2 separate regions of the Homo sapiens genome follow, and region 1 is linked to region 2. A link is a loop called in an ENCODE intact Hi-C map of the cell type or tissue named here. Cell type or tissue: Calu3. All regions are shown on one strand. Links, peaks and the distances in the headings refer to the core of each region. The heading gives the core; the rest is flanking DNA.

What was found. Peaks named below come from ENCODE experiments on the same cell type or tissue, not always from the same donor. Only the 100,000 strongest peaks of a DNase experiment are listed, where the experiment ranks them.
Region 1: it touches region 2 in a loop (4-fold over the local background); 2 of 110 quality-filtered maps call a loop at or near these places.

What each region holds. Positions count from the first base shown.
Region 1 is chr3:171,940,766-171,946,154 of GRCh38, reverse strand. LOC105374217 (a long non-coding RNA gene) reads right to left here. Exons shown (of 4, transcript XR_924718.4): 1 at 3,573-5,389. Among named protein-coding and RNA genes, the nearest start is that of TMEM212-AS1, 43 kb to the right of the region's middle. In Calu3, for the core only: no CTCF peak of the experiment used is centred there; a DNase peak (open chromatin) is centred at 2,714.
Region 2 is chr3:171,992,801-171,998,189 of GRCh38, reverse strand. No RefSeq gene overlaps it. Among named protein-coding and RNA genes, the nearest start is that of FNDC3B, 44 kb to the left of the region's middle. In Calu3, for the core only: no CTCF peak of the experiment used is centred there; no DNase peak of the experiment used is centred there.

The DNA of each region.
Region 1 (5,389 bases), core at 147-5,146, 52 kb after region 2:
GCTAACACGGTGAAACCCCGTCTCTACTAAAAATACAAAAAAAAAAAAAAAAAAAAAATTAGCTGGGCGTGGTGGTGGGCGCCTGTAGTCCCAGCTACTGGGGAGGCTGAGGCGGGAGAATGGCGTGAACCCGGGAGGCAGAGCTTGCAGTGAGTCGAGATCACGCCACTGCACTCCAGCCTGGGTGACAGACCGAGACTCCGTCTCAAAAAAAAAAAAAAAAAAAAAAGTAACGATTAAACTAACACAAGGAATGAATGATAAAGGTTTGAGGTGATGGATACCCCAATTACCCTGATTTGCTCATTACACATTGTACTTGTATCAAAATATCACATGTACCCCATAAATATGTATAACTACTATGTATTCGTAAAAATTAAAAATGTATTTAAAAGTTTTTAAATTCAAAAACATTCAAAAGAAAATAAAAGTAACAATGAAAGATGCGTGGGTAATAAAAGGTCAAATAAACCAGGCTAGGTGCGGTGGCTCATGCCTGTAATCCCAGCACTTTGGGAGGCCGAGGAGGACAGATCACTTGAGGTCAGGAGCTCGAGATCAGCCTGGCCAACACGGTGAAATCTCGGCTCTACTAAAAATTCGAAAAATTAACTGGGCATGGTGGTGCATGCCTGTAGTCCTAGCTACTTGGGAGGCTGAGGCAGGAGAATCGCTTGAACCCGAAAGGAGGAGATTGCAGTGAGCCGATATTGTGCCACTACACTCCAGCCTGGGCGACAGAGAGACACTCAGCCTCAAAAATAAAATAAAATAAACTGGCTCCTCTTAGCATATGCTGCTGAGTCTTCTAAAGTATTGCTTTCTAAAGTTTAGTTATCTTTTAATTTTAGTAGGACACATTTTATCTGCAGAGAAAGCCAATCAAAATGATGTGTGATAGTGATAAGTAAAATAGGAATTTTACTTAAAATATAAACTGCTAATCCTATTCCTTATATGTTCTTCATTAAAATGACTTTATGCTTCCCAAGTATCAATAAATATTAAACAATATTCAGGACAAAAATCTGAATTTCATGTAAGTGTTTTAATAATCTGTCAAACTTCCTTAAATTGGAATATTATCAGAAGCCAATAGAGAAAACAGGAGAGAACTGGAGCCAGAAAAAAGGCATATTGAAAACAAGAAAACTATTGGGTGAATCCAAAAATGAAACTTGTGAATTTTCCAAAACATTTAAAAAATAAATCATGTTAGATTTTGTTCCCCCTTCAACGTGATTTACTTAACTCCACCCCAACAAATGTCACTGAGAACACAGGCACTAAATCATTGAAGCCAGAGTTGACTGGAAGGCAAAAGAAGCATTCCACTCTCTGAGCCGAGGAAGCATTCCACTCTAAGAGCCTCTTTGCTGCTCACTGCCCATGAACACAAACCGTTATCCTGCTTTCCCCCATCTCCCTCCCCACCTTAACCTCCCACCCCTGGCAAAACAAAAGCGTAGATTATGGTGAAAGCAGGCGATCTTGGGCAGGGCTTTTTTATTACTCAATAACTTGTAGTAGAGTGAAGAAATCACTTCACCTCTTTGGGCCTCAGTCTCCTCATTTGCAACATACCTGACTTTCCTGAAAAATCAGATTTTTTGAGGCTCAAATTACATACTATATGAGAAAATGAAACAGTAAAACCTTATGCAAATGTGGTTTTAGGTGTTTACTGCTTATTTCCGATTATCTTCTCCCAAGTACATTAAAGAAATCTTCTTAGGTTTATGAAACTACATTATTGCAGGTCCTTTTCCCTTGGCTATATTGGAAAGTTCCAGAATTGCCCATGTTTCTCCCATCAATTACATCACTTCACTAAGGAGAAGGTTGAGTGGATTAGTGGATAGGTTATGGGACTAGGCATAATACTTCCTGTATTCTTATCTGACTTGGCCATTGTTTTGTTTTTGCCTCAGGGAAATCTTAAAGTCTTAATTTGCTATAAAAACAAATACATATCAGGAATATTTACTTTGAAAAAGGGTCATGAGACTTTGAATGGATTCATACAGGCTAAGTGAATTTTGTTTTTTGGAACAAAATCTGTTTTCTAAAGCAATTATATATTGTATATTCAAAATTGAGGGAAAAGGAAATAATTTTGATTGAACTTCTACTTGGTCACGACCCATGTATTTACATTCTTATTCAATCTTTACAAGCTGTAAGGTACATAACATGATGGCCATTTTTACAGATAAGGAAGCTGAAGTTCAGTCATTTACTCAAGGGTCACCAGCTATCCTAGGTAGAGGCAGGATTAAAACTCTCTTCTCAGGCTGGGCGCGGAGGCTCACGCCTGTAATCTCGGCACTTTGGGAGTCCGAGGCGAGCAGATCACCTGAGGTTGGGAGTTTAAGACCAGCCTGACCAACATGGAGAAACCTGGAGAAACCCCATCTCTACTAAAAACACGAAAGTAGCCAGGCGTGGTGGCACATGCCTGTAATCCTAACTACTTGGGAGGCTGAGGCAGGAGAATCACTTGAACCCAGGAGGTGGAGGCTGCAGTGAGTGGAGATCGTGCCATTGCACTCCAGCCTGGGCAAAAAGAGTGAAACTCCGTCTCAAAACAAACAAACAAACAAACAAACGAAAAAACCTAAAACACCTCCCTTCTCAAAGTGCTGGAGAATTGCTTGAACCCAGGAGGCGGAGGTTGCAGCGAGCCCAGATGGCGCCATTGCACTCCAACCTCGGCAACAAGAGTGAAACTTCGTCTCAAAAACAAAAACAAAAGAAAAAAACCCTTCCTTCTCTCTGATGTAAAATCCCCACCTATTTTACCAGACCTCTGCTACTCACAGTGTTGTCCCTGGAAAAGCAACCTGAGTGTCACCTGGGATCTAGTTAGAAATACAGACTCTCAGGGTGCTCCTCTGGCCTTTAAATCATAGTCTGCATTTTAGTAAGATTCTCACATTACATGTTGAGACTCTTTCATTTGACCACCTATCCTCTGACAGAGACTGCTGGCATAAGTGGTTACCTTCACAGCTGACCTGGTTCCTGGAGGAGCCCCCAGTACCCACAACACATCCCCCACACATAATATCTATACACACAACTACACCAGCTCAAGCCCCAGGCAAAATTCATTAGCACTTCTCTTTATATATGGCACTGGCTTTTTCCATCATCATAATCTCCCAATATCATGTCAATTAATTATACAGGATCTTTTTCTGTGCTGGAGTATACACTCTATAAGAGTAGGATGGATTTTGTCCATTTTGTATCCTGTGTGCCGGTAACTTAAATGACGGTTGATTAAGTGAATAAGTGAAGTACCAGTTCTCTGGGAAACTCTCAGAAATAATCTTTTAGAGACCTTTTAATGGGGCTAGCTTCTGGTCTTTTGGGAATAAAAAGGTGTCGTCAGGTACATATAAATTAAATAATCATTAACATGTCCCTTTCATAATGTCACCGTGTATTTGCATAGGCCATCATTTTAATCACTTTGGAATAAGACTGAGATTTTGTCTTTTTTTAGCATAGATCCAAAAATTCATTAGCCAAATACGAACTCTCAGAGAAAGAAACAAACTCACCTTTCATTTGTGTTGGGTTTAGCAGAATAAGTTATTCTCTGCTTTCTCTCTTAGATTCCCTCTCTTTGGTGGTCACTAGTGGGATCATAAAGGCAGTGTGGAGTGAGGTAACTGGGTAGAACATAAGGATGAACTGTCAAAGATTTTTAAAGAGAAACAAGAGTTTCCACCATTTGCTTTCTCCTCTGTAAACGTGAACCTAAAAAGTCTGGGAAACTCCAAGCCACCTTGGTTTCCTGCACACACACATGACTCTCAGTCAGCAATTCAGTTTGCAGCCGAACTTGTTAACAGAAACAAATGATAACATGATAAAAAGCAATGGAGAGCTGCAATTTATTTTTAAATTATTCAGATAAAAACATGAAAATAAACTAAATAAATATTTATCATACACACATATATATACACACATAGATGGGTAAGGAGAGAGACAGAAAGCACAGCAGCATGTTAATAATTGGTAAATCTGGGGAAGGGTTTAAAGTTGTCATGTAATTCTTTCAACTTTTCTATAGGTTTACTTTTTTTCCCTCAAACAGTGGGGAGAAAGCAACAACACTGGAGAATATTTTAGTCCTTAAAGAGGTGATGATTAGGGCACAGATGTTAAATTTAATGAGATTACTGTATTTATGTTATACAGAATTGTGTCACATCATACAGTAGCTAGCCTATGGCTTTGAACTGAGGACGAATTCATGTATTTTTTGAACAGCAGATTAAAATACTTGAACCCACTGTAAAAACATACTCAGGGTACATCTAGAGGGTTCAGCCTCCCCTGCTCCCACCTCAGGATTCTCGGGGCTGTGTGATACCAGTATTCCCGTATCTCATCCTTTGAAAGGAGGCTCAGGAAAAGGTAGACATGCTGTCCTCTGCATTCTCGCTACTCAGCGTGGTCCAAGGATGGCAACATTGGCATCTCCTGGGAGCTCGTTAGAAATACAGAATATCATTCTGGCCCCAGCCCAACTGCAGCAAAAATGGATTCATATACACATTAGTATTATTCCCATTAGAATAAAAATGGGCTAAAGCCCTTTACCTGAATTAAGTATCTTCATGCTTGCTTATCAATAGATGTAAGATATATAGCCATAAAGATTTCTTAGAACTTAGTCTGTTTTACCAACACACACAAGAGAAATGTTTTTCTAATCAAACATAAGTAGCTACAACTTTTTAAAAAGTTTCTTCAAAACTTTTTTTTAAAATGTGGATGATTTTCCATATATGAACTAAGTATTTCCCATACATTATTCTGATTATGGTTAGTGAAAATTTTAGATTACAGGTCTTATAAACTGAAGCATTTTTTTAAGTCTTGGAAAGTACTATTCTGAAATAGAAAATGATACCAATTAGAACGCTTTAATCACTTTTAAAAATATAAAAGTGTGCTGTGGGTTATAAAAGTTTGTTGAACAATCTTCTTGACATTTATAATTGTCTTCTCAGTTGCCCTTTAACTAGAGATAATTAAAAGAAGTTTGCTAACAGTTCAAGAGTTTAGGAATTCCTTTTCTTTTATTATTCTGCACCATGGCTAAGAAAAAAGAGAGGAAAAAAGGACCTTTCCCTATCGCCTTGCATCTCTAGTCAGAGTTGAAACTCAAGGTCTCAGAGGTAACTTCTTTAAGATAGAGGTAAATGGCATGGAACCCAGGCATCAGAGAAAAGATGTATTTGTTACTTGGAAATTTTAATGAAGTCCCTGTTAGGATGAAAACTGTGGGCCTTCTTCTGAATAAATATGTCCAGTGTAATTATTAAGCTTAAAAAATGCCAAAGGGAAAAAAACCCTCACATTT
Region 2 (5,389 bases), core at 102-5,101:
AGACCAAGAACCCACCAATTCCGGACACATTTGGACTATTTACTTTTAATGTAATTATCAATACAGTCGGTTTAAATCTACCATTTTGTTGTTGGTTTTCTATTTGTTTCATTTGTTCTCTCTTCCTTTTTTTCACCTCTTCAGGATTATTTTGGATTCACTACTTTTTTTAGAGTGTCGTTTTACCACTACTATTGGCCTATTACCTGTATCTCTTTTTTTTAATGGCATTTCTCTAGGATTTACAATATGCATCTTTAGCTTATAGTATCTTGAAATAGTAGTGTAACACTTCACAAATAGAGTAAAAACCTTATAATCTTCCATTTTTCCCTTCCTTCTTTTGTGCTATTGATGACACATATTTACTCCTACAGATATTATAAACAAATTGATATACACACATTATCATTTTTGCTTTACATACTCAATTATCTTTTAAATAAAATAAAAATTGAGGAGAAAATCCGTTATATTATCTACACATTTACTGTTTCCAGCACTTTTCATTTCTTTGTGTAGATTCAAATTTCTGTCATCTTCCCTTTGCCCAAAGAACTTCTTTTCATCTTTCTTATAGTTCAGGTCTGCTGGCAACCAATTAGCTCAGCCTTTGTTTTGCTAAAAAAGTTCATATATTATCTTGATTTTCAAATGGTATTTATGCTCTATATAGAATTCTTAGTTGACTTTAATTCCTTCATCATTGGAAGATGTCATAATGGCTTGCAAAGACTAGAAATCTGCTTACATTTTTTTATTTGTTATCTTTCTTACTCATGTATCCTTTTTCCTCAGTCTGCTTTAACTTTTTAAATCACTGGTTTTCTGTAATTGGATTATGTTGTTCTTTGGTACATCTTTAAAATATTTATTCTGCTTTTGGTTCATTGACCTTCTCGTACCTGTGGATTTATAGTTTTCATCAACTTTGGAAAAGTTTTGGCTGGCAAAATTATACATACGTTAGACCGGTTGTTATTGTCCCACAAGGCACTAAGGATTTTTTTTTTTTTAAGTTTTTTTCTCTCTCTCTGCTTCATGTTGTATTATTTCTGTTGCAGTCACCAAGCTCACTAATTTTTTCTTCTGCAGTATCTAATCTGTTGTTAATCCTATTAGGTGAAATTTTTACTTAAAATATTATATTTTTCATCTTCAGAAGTGCTGAGACTTTTAAAATATTTTTCTTTTCTTCCTTCCTTATATTTATGTTCTCCTATATCTTTGTGAGCACATACTTATAATAGCTATAATACATGTCTGCTAATTCCATTATCTCTGTCATTTTTGGGTTCCATTTACTAAATTTTTGCTCGGTTATGGGTCACATTTTCCTACTTTCTGCATGTCTGATGATTTTTAAAAATTGGATTAAGATTGTGTGTTTTACATTGTTTAGTGCTGGATTTTGTTGTACTCTTTTAATGAGTGTTAAGACTTTTTCGTGAGCAGTTAGCTTTTGAAGGTTACTTTTGATCTCTTGTGAGGCCTGTTTCTAAACTCTTTTAGGGAGGTTTTAGAATGGTAAATTCTAGAGCTAATTTAGTCCCACTTCTAAGGCATAACACTTTTCAAGTCTCTACTGAATGGCTAAGTATTCAACAAGATTTTTTCACTTTGAATGAAGGAAACTCCATCCACAAAGGTTTTTGATCCTGTGTGATTTCTGGGAATTGTTCATTTTACAGTTTCTCAGTAATTAGTCTTTTCTCAGAAGATTTTCTTGCCCAACAAAGAGTTTCACATTACACATACAGAAATTGATAGTCACAAAAAATTCAAGGGGACTCTCATGCAGATTTCTAGACCCCTTCTGCTGCTTAGCTCTCTCTCTATTGAACTCTGCCCTTAAGTTATAGCTACTTTGGCCTACTCATACTGATCTTTGTTTCCTCAACTGAACAAGACTCTGACTTCATTTTCTTTTGGCTATTTCTTGGAATTTTCCTCAAGGCAGTACTCTAGGATAATGATAGAGATTCAGGAATTCAGTTCTGCATCGCCTTATATCTAATATCTGAAAATTGTCCTTTCATATATTTTGCCTTATTTTCTAGTTGTTTATGGTAGGCAAGTGATTCTTGTATCAGTTTATCCTTCACAGGTAGATGCAGAAGTTCCCTTTGCAAAAATTTAAAAGCCATTATATTGATATGGCAGATAAGACTGATGAAAAAACATTAGAGGAAGCCCTGTGAAAGAAGAGATTGAAACATCTGAGGGCAATTTGTGTAATACCTTGAAATTAAAGTCAAAGACAGCATCCTTTTGAGTACTATCCACCCTCACTCCCAGTTTCCCCCACCAATTGTTAAGGCTCCCTTCCTCTGCCAGCTCTGGGTCACTTTTAAGGCCTTTTATAACTTAAATATTCTGTTTTTTAAATGCTTTTGGGTTTAAGAAAAAAATAGATGGCTAAATAACATCTTGCTATTTACAAAGATTAATGGGGTCCTCCAAGGTCATTTATCTTCATGGTGGTTTTTCCCTCTACAGAGCTGTACAACATCCTGTAGAATTTATGCTACTGTGTACTTAGTGAAGACATTCCACAATTATTTTGAAGCTCAAGAAGCCATAGCTAAAAGCAATTAAAAATTGATCTGAACACAGTAATAGTAAAATCTATAAAGATTTCTGATTTTCCCCTTAGTATATCATATTGCCAGAGTTTTTGGATCTCTCATTCTACAAATGCCTATTTAGATTTTGTGATTTGGTAAAAGTTAGTATCCATTAAGCATAAATCCCCTTGTTGTAAGGCAAACATCCTTTTCCTATAAACATAAACTGGAAAACAGCAAGAGAGATTTTCTCCCTCAGTGTTTGTGCTGATGGGAGTGCTGTGGTTTTTTGCTATGTTCACAAGCTGACAAACAGGACAGTACATTTTTTGCATTGTTTCAGGCCATGTAAATTTTTCTAAACACATGGCTAATGCTTGCCAAGCCTCAGCCAATAACACTGACATTTTCTTCATCCACAAAGCTTACCACATGGATTACATCTATGCATTACTCACACAACATAATCATTGGCCCATATGCCAGAAGGAAATACAATTTTACAGTTGCCTCTAAAGCACACATTTCCAGCTTTGGTTCCACATGTAAGACAGATTTGCAGCTTGCATTTTCTTACACTCAGCCCAACACATTCAACTCAAGCAGAAGTATATGTTCCATAAGCCAGTTTTTTGTTGTAGAAAACTCTTGTTTCTTTTCTGACAATCTGTCACCTATTAAAAAAAAAAAAAAGAGCAACACGCACTGTTTGCATTGTTAAACTTAAAACAAGTCCAGAGGAAAATGTGCCTTGGAAATCCTTCACTGACTTGTTTTTGTAGAACAGCTGGAGGTGAGGCCCACCATACTAATCACGTCCAGTTGCTGCTGGTCAAGTTGCACATTCAGGAAATTCATAATTAGGTGGTTATATCCCCTCAGTTTACCCCAAAGAACTCTTTATGACTCTCGATTTATCTTTTTCCTTGTTATTCAAAAGAACCAAAAAATAAAGGTGACATGAGAGGGAAAAAGACATTAAAATTGAATTGTAGTGTTACCTGTAAAAGAAACCACATTGTCTTGACTGCCACCCCCTCTTAAAAATAAAAATAGTCACAGCATGTATATAGCTTAGTATGTGTGTGTGGTAGTTCTCAGAAACATTAAAAATTGTGCACATGTACCCTAAAACTTAAAGTATAATAAAAAAAATGTAGAGAGGGTTTTCTCCTTAAAAATTATGCTCTGGAAAATTCATCTGCTTCTGTTGTGATTTCAAAGGGTGTGGCTTTAATAAGATCAACTGGTATTACCTGGACTTCAAAGATTTTCAACACTTCATGTAAATTGTGTACATTTCCTTATTCTCTCTGCTTCTCTCTCCTTCTCCAACTTGGCAATATTCAATAATTATTATAGTGTTGTAATTTGTACCTTGAGTGTTTGTCAATCTCTTGTTGATTTTTAACAAGATTCTGAGTTCGATATCTAAGGTGTGGCTTTTAATGCATATTTCAGACCAGCAGCATTTCTTGAACTTTTAAATTCTGTTTTTTTTTTTTTTTTTGAGATGAAATTTCGCTCTTGTTGCCCTGGCTGGAGTGCGATGGTGCCATCTTGGCTCACTGCAACCTCCGCCTCCTGGGTTCAAGCGATTCTCCTGTCCCAGCTTCCCGAGTAGCTGGGACCACAGGCATGCGCCACCACTCCTGGCTAGTTTTTGTATTTTCAGCAGAGACGGGGTTTCTCCATGCTGGACAGAGTTGTAAATGGGACCACAATCTAGCTGTTCTTCATTTTTTTTCCCAAAAGCAAATTTAAAATGTTAATTTATATATTAAAAACAAGACTTTTACACATAGCAACAATTATTTCCATAGATTTTCCTCTAAAAATGTCGTTATGTGAATTATAGGTGCATTTTAGGCTCCAATTTCAAATTTTACAGCTTTTGAATGTAAAGTTCAATAGTGAAGAAAATGGTTACGCTTGAAATCCAACTAGTAGCCTGGAAACTGGATGCAAGAAATATTTCAAAGCTTAGAGAGAAAGAAAGTAAAGCATGAGTAGAGAGATGCAGGAGGGGTTTAAGAGAACCGACATGCAAACAATAGGCGTTCCAGAAGGAAAAAATGATGTGCACGAAGAAGAAAATGAAGCATGAAAACAAACGAAATGAAGATTTACCTGGACTGAAGAAAAGATGCCAAGTTTCAGGCAGAAATGTTGAGAAAGGATTATATATATACATGCACTATGGCTATATATATCCTAATAAAATTTTTGTACTCCAAAGATAAAGACAAACAATCTCATTCTTTCTGAGTATAAGCTTGTAAGTTATTTATAAAAGAAAAGAAATTAGACTGGTACTGAAATTTCTCCTTTGCAACATTGGAAGCTAGAAGTCAGTGGAGTACGTTTTCGACTCCAAGATATATTTCACCTGTAAGGGTGAAAGAATGATATTTGAAGGTTTGTAAGGATTCAGAGAAGTCATGAACCTTACTCAACTGGGAAAAATATTAGAAAAAAAACTTCATAAAAGCAACAACTAATAAAAAGAAGAAGAGCGAAAGCCGTAATGAGCAATGAATTTTTGATAACTAATTAAAAAAAATGGACAATGATATGCTGGGAGTGTGTAACATAAGTACTAAACAAAGACTCTAGAAATAGAGGAGCATATAAAAGGAAAGTTCTAATAAAAACTTTGGATTTAAAGAATTAAACCACCTCAGTAGAATTGAAGAATTGTAGTAAGGAGGGATATGAGAAAAAAGGAAGCAAAAATATTCCAAAGCCTTCACCTGTTTGGAGGTGAGAGAGGAGAGAATTGCAATAAAAAGTCTTCTTTAAGCTGTAAGTTATGGGTGGGG